2 separate regions of the Homo sapiens genome follow, and region 1 is linked to region 2. A link is an interaction called in ENCODE POLR2A ChIA-PET data of the cell type or tissue named here. Cell type or tissue: MCF 10A. All regions are shown on one strand. Each heading gives the region's core, and the rest is flanking DNA. Links, peaks and the distances in the headings are about the cores only.

Evidence for each region. Peaks named below come from ENCODE experiments on the same cell type or tissue, not always from the same donor. Only the 100,000 strongest peaks of a DNase experiment are listed, where the experiment ranks them.
Region 1: POLR2A ChIA-PET joins it to region 2 with 5 read pairs; 5 of 35 experiments call an interaction of 5 or more read pairs at or near these places.

Annotation. Positions count from the first base shown.
Region 1 is chr10:92,073,145-92,076,068 of GRCh38, forward strand. The region is part of intron 9 of CPEB3 (cytoplasmic polyadenylation element binding protein 3); the gene reads right to left. Among named protein-coding and RNA genes, the nearest start is that of BTAF1, 150 kb to the left of the region's middle. RefSeq lists an enhancer at 2,527-2,924. In MCF 10A, for the core only: a CTCF peak has its summit at 1,205 (motif pointing right); no DNase peak of the experiment used is centred there.
Region 2 is chr10:92,328,945-92,331,868 of GRCh38, forward strand. The region is part of intron 2 of MARCHF5 (membrane associated ring-CH-type finger 5); the gene reads left to right. Among named protein-coding and RNA genes, the nearest start is that of MARCHF5, 39 kb to the left of the region's middle. In MCF 10A, for the core only: no CTCF peak of the experiment used is centred there; DNase peaks (open chromatin) are centred at 277 and 1,167.

The sequences.
Region 1 (2,924 bases), core at 334-2,833, 260 kb before region 2:
CTCCCATCCCAGTCTCCCGGGTAGCTGTGACTACAGGCATGTGCCACTATGCACTGCTAATTTTTTTTATTTTTTGTAGAGACTGGGCCTCACTATATTGTCCAGGCTGGTCTTGAACTCCTGGCCTCAAGTGATCCTTCCACCTTGGCCTCCCAAAGTTCTGAGATTACAGGTGTGAGCCAGTGCGCCTGGCCGTATCTGTGTCATTTACAACAAAATGTTTCAGAGGCCAGGCACAGTGACTCATGCCTATAATCCCAGCACTTTGGGAGGCCAAGGTGGGTGGATCACCTAGGGTTAGGAGTTTGAGACCAGCCTGGCCAACGTGGCAAAACCCAGGTTGGAGTTCAGTGGTGCAGTCATAGCTCACTGTAGCCTCAAGCTCCTGGGCTTAATAGATCCTCCTGCCTCAGCCTCCCAAGTAGCTAGGACTACTGGCATGTGTCACCACACCTGGCTAATTTAAAAAAAAAATTTTTTTTTGGCGAGATGAGGGTCTTGTTATGTTGCCCAGGCTGGTCTTGAACACCTGGCCTCAAGCTGAACTCCTGGCCTCAAGCTATCCTCCTACCTCAGCCTCCCAAAACATTAGGATTATAGGTGCGAGGCCCTGGATGAGCAGCAAGGCTCAGGAAGGGCGTCCAAAAAAGACAGCTCTGCCCTCAGTTGTCAAGGATCTTGAGAAAGTTTCCAAACCTCTCTTAGATTCTCCTGTGTGCAAAACAAAGAGGGTTGGACCAGGTCATGCCTAAAGTTAAGTCCAACTTGGGTGTATTATAAGTGCCAAAAAACACTTTTGATATTCTGAACAGCGAAATCTAAATTTCTTTAGAGTGTCCTTAACTAAGTAGAAAAAGAAAGCTGTGCAAAGTGCTCTCTGGTGGACAGTTGGATATGTGAAAGAATGGTTTAAAAGGTCTTCCCATCTGAGCCACCTCTCTTTTTAACTATTTTTTTTTAATTAAAAAAATGGTTTTTTTTTAAGAGAATGAGATCTCGCTACATTGCCCAGGCTGGTCTCAAACTCCTGGCCTCAAGCAGTCCTCCCAGCTCAGCCTTCCAAAGTTCTGGGATTACAGGCATGAGCCACTGTGTCTGGCCTCTTGGGTCACCTCTCAATCTTCATTCATTCACTATAATAACTCATTCACGCATTAATTCAAAAATAATTAATGTGTGTCCACTAGGTGTCAGGCATTGTGTATACTGTAGTTACACTGAAAGACAGTTATTACCCTCCTGAATTTGTATCATCTAACAGAGTAGATGGACACTAAACAAAGCATTATTTCATTATACTGGCATTTAATGCTACAAATGAATGGTAGACATGTATTATGACAACAATCTATTGGGGACGTATAAGCTCCAATGAAGAAAGGATTCTTAAAAATATCACAATTCAGCTGAGACCTGAAGGAAAAGTGGGTATTAGCCAGGCAACGTATGTATAATGACCCTGAGAAATAGGGGAAAAGGCCAGCTGTGGCTGGCTCAAGATAAGGAAGGGAGAAGTGAGTGGTAAGGCAGAAGTACATAGTACATGAAGGGTCATTTAGGCAATTTTAAGGACTTTGACCTTTATCCCAAGGGCAGTGGAACATAATCAAAAGGTTTAAAGGAGTGAAAAGACATGATTAAATTATGAGTATAAAAAGCTCGCTCTCGTTGCTGTGTAAAAAATGACTTGGAGATGGGATAAAAGTGAATTGGGGAGCCATAGGGGAAGATATGCTAGATGTCCAGTTGAGAGATGACTCTAGATGTCTAGTATCCAGGCTTCCATGGCTGCTTCCAGTCCTTACCCTCCTATATATCCTCCTACTTGATTCTGCACATTAGTGAGTGCCTGCTGTGTGCCAAGCACTTCCATTCAGACTCCTGAGCAAAAGTGACAGAATTAAGATCATAGCAGCTCTGTGAGGAACTCCTAGTAGAAGAAGCCTCTTCCACTTCTCTTAGTCCTCCCGTGGCTGGACATGCCACAGCAAAACGTTGCTGATGTGTAGATTTATCAACTTACTCCAACAAGAGGGACTCTAATCACAGTAATAGCAGGGTTCAGAAGTTTCCCCCAAGAGCCTGGGCTACTTTGTTCCTGTAACTTTGAAGAGCACAGGTTAAATAAGTAGGATCCTCTCTATATTATGAGCTGAATAATTACAGAGAATAAAGTGTATCCCCTACCACCATTCCGCTATTGTTATTATGCAGTTGATCTTATTGCAGACTTAAAGGCTGTACATTAAAACACCTCTATGTTTCTTAAGACATGAAATACGGGATGATTAAAAAAATACCTCTGTGTTCTAAAACAGATAGTGATGGCTACACAGTTATGTAAATATACGAAAAAACATGTAATTGTACACTTTAACTGGGTGAATTGTATGCTATGTGAATAGCATAAAACAGCTCAATAAAGCTGTTACAAACAACAACAAAAACACCTCTTCCTTAAAGACCATGAGATTATGGATGAGTGAAATGACAGCAGAGATAAAAGTACCAAATCTACAGGATAACAAAGATAAATTAAATAATATAAATGTTGCCTACTGACATATTTTCTATTCACAAGCAAGCCAAAAAGTCTCTAAGATGGTGAGAAGAAATCAAATCTATAAAGCTTGTATTTCTCCCATGAAACACTCCATATAAAAGCTTCGCCAAAGATCAACAACAACAATAATAAACATATAAACTCTCAAAAGAGATATCTTTTTTGGAAAAAGTTGGTTGGATATAAAAGAGATAAAGGAGATATACCAGTTAATTTCTTCTTCATGTACCTTCCACACTGTACACAAGAAAGTTGCAACCTGAGGGGACACACCTCATATGGCCCTACTGCTTTCATTGTTCCAACACTTAATGAATTGTCTCACTTGATGGTCAGGCATTGCTGCTCTGCAGGTGGCCCA
Region 2 (2,924 bases), core at 124-2,623:
TATCAGCCTGATCCATTCAGTAAAGTTGCCTATTCATTTCCACCTAGTTTTAGCAGAGATTGATAATTTATTTTTCATTGCCTCTAGGTCCATTGTTTCATTAAGTAATACAAAACATTGTCACTCTAATGTTTTCATTCTTTCTTCATTTATTGGCTTAGAAAATTTATGTTATCAATCAAGAAGAGATTGCTGAGTCAGAGGGTAAATTGAACATAGAATTTTGCTGGGTATTGCCAAATTTCCTGCCACAGGTGCTGAATCATTTTGTGTATTCACCTGCAATATGTGAGTGTGCCTATTTCCTCATGCTTTGCCAGTAGGATGTGTTAGCAAACTGAGATTTTAGCCAGTCTGTTAAGAAAAGATAACTTATTGTAGTTTTAATACACATTTCTTTATCAGTGAGGAGGCTAAACCATTTTAAAGTAAGAATACTTAGATTGTAAAAGGGTACTATAGAGTAAGAAATATATTTTCCCCAAACTTAAAACTTCATGGCTTCAATTTTATGGGGGTTTTATATTTTTGACTGATAAATCCCAAGGTATCAGTTACTCCATAAAAATACTCCCCATTGTTTTTCCTCTAGCCACATGGCCTTCTGTCACTCACATGAACTCAACCTATTTCTTTTCTGCCTGCTCATAAAATATATCATTGGTTTATTTCACTACCTAAAAAACAAATATGGACTTAAGAACTCAAGTACTCTCTTCATATTAATAAAAGTTTCTAGTAATATTTACACTTAGCCTTCAGAGAAATGTTTTCTTTTTACTTTGCTATATAGAAGTTCCTATGTATGATCAAAATAAAGAAAAATTTAAAAACCTAAGTCCTATTCCATAGTGATTTAGTCTTTGAATAATCTTTGTTGTCAAAGTTTATAGTTAGAGAACTCATTTAGTCTTTTTTGAGACAGAGATTTGCTCTTGTTGCCCAGGCTGGAGTGCAATGGCACAATCTTGGCTCACTGTAACCTCCGCCTCCCGGGTTCAAGCAGTTCTGCCTCAGCCTCCCGAGTAGCTGGAATTACAGGCTCCTACCACCACGCCCAACTAACTTTTGTATTTTTATTAGAGACGGGGTTTCACCAGGTTGGCCAGGCTGGTCTTAAACTCCTGACCTCAGGTGATTCACCCGCCTTGGCCTCCAAAAGTGCTGGGATTACAGGCATGAGCCACCATGCCTGGCCCTTCATTTAGTCTTTTGTAGCCCTCATTGGTTACCTTCTTGTGAGGCAAATGACTAGGATACCTTCAGAATAAGAGTTCCTTTTGTTTACTGCTGGATCATGTTTGGTCTTGCTCCCTAAGTCTTAAAAGTAGATTAGTTTTAAGAAGTATCTTTCAACAGTGTGAGACTTTCTGGGTACACACTGTATATGAATAAAAGTAGCTGAATTACAGGTCCAAAACATAACTATACAATCTTTTTTTAAAAGGAGGGGAGGATAACTGCTCTTTATCAAGAGAATCTAAATTCTCTTGATGTCTTCATTTTCCCTTTACATTGCCAGATTTCTTGGCTCCTTTGACTCCTTCCTTTGCTCCTTGTCCTGGATCTTTAAGGAAAAGGGCACCTATTCTTTATTTCTCACCTGAGGATTTCCTGAAATTGTCTTATTTGTATTCCAGAGCTATATACCACAAGTTTTTTCTCAGACACCTGCTGTCTTTGATTATGCCTTCTACTCCACTGTCCTATAATGTTTAACATCGTTTGCCCTTTTGGGGTGACCATATAGTTTAGAACTGGAAGAAATAATAGCTGACACAAGATCGTTACTACGTAACATTAAGTACTAAGAGCTTCATATGAATTATTTTAATTTTTACAAAAACTCTGATATACATAACACCTTCATTGTACAGATGCAGAAATTCAGGCCCAGAGATGGCACTTTGTCCCAATTCACACAGCAGACCCAACCTAATCCTTACCCACCTTGTTTTGTTACAGCCTAATGAGCCTAATACACAACCTTCTCATATACAGGGAAGAAGAAAATTCAGTGGTAATGTCAGGTTACCTTCCTCAGGGTAATGGTTACCTGAAGTTTATAACTCATTGTTCTTTTCTAAAATACAGTTTTTCTTATTAATAAGAACAATTATATTATCATCATGGAAAATGTGAAAAATATACACATATGTTTAAAGAAAAAAAGACTGTGTTATACAGTTAACTGGCATATATGTAGTATGTGCATAATTAGTGCTGCCAGCTGTTTTTATGTGTTAATAAAGGATGATTGGTGGTGGTGACTTTTTTCAGCAAAGTTTTTCACTTCCAGTTAGAAGGCTCTTCTTAGCATGCCCTGCTTGGTTTTACCTTGATTCAGTTGTGCTTTTTCTTCTTCACTTGGAATTGGCCTTCTTTTCACATCAGAGACTTCAAGTTTAGGTCAAGATTCATTTATTTAAAAAAACAAACAAAACAAACAGCAATTTTTAAAAACTGTTTGTATCCTTACCTCCTCCCCCCCCATAATCTTTACCTAAAATTTTCTTAACATCTGTATAGTTTGTACCATACTATCATATCTTTATTAATTTTGCATTGGAAGTTTTCAGTTGTTTTATGTATATTGTTTGTCCCTAACTAGATTGTAGACTCCTAGGGGGCAGCAGCTAGTGTGTTAAATATAATTTACATTTATTTTAATACGTAGTAAAATGTGTTTACAATAGATGCTTAATAAGTACTTAGTAGTTGACCTTACAGCTCACAAGTATTCTGTAGCCTATTATTTTATGAGTATAAATTTAAAATTTCCCTTGGCATAAATTATATAATCATAAGGAACTACTGTGGTGATCTTCAGTGATTAATCATGGAAATGCAATATATGAATTTATAGATATAGCATATATAACTATGTACCATATATATTTTCATATATAATCATATATATGTTT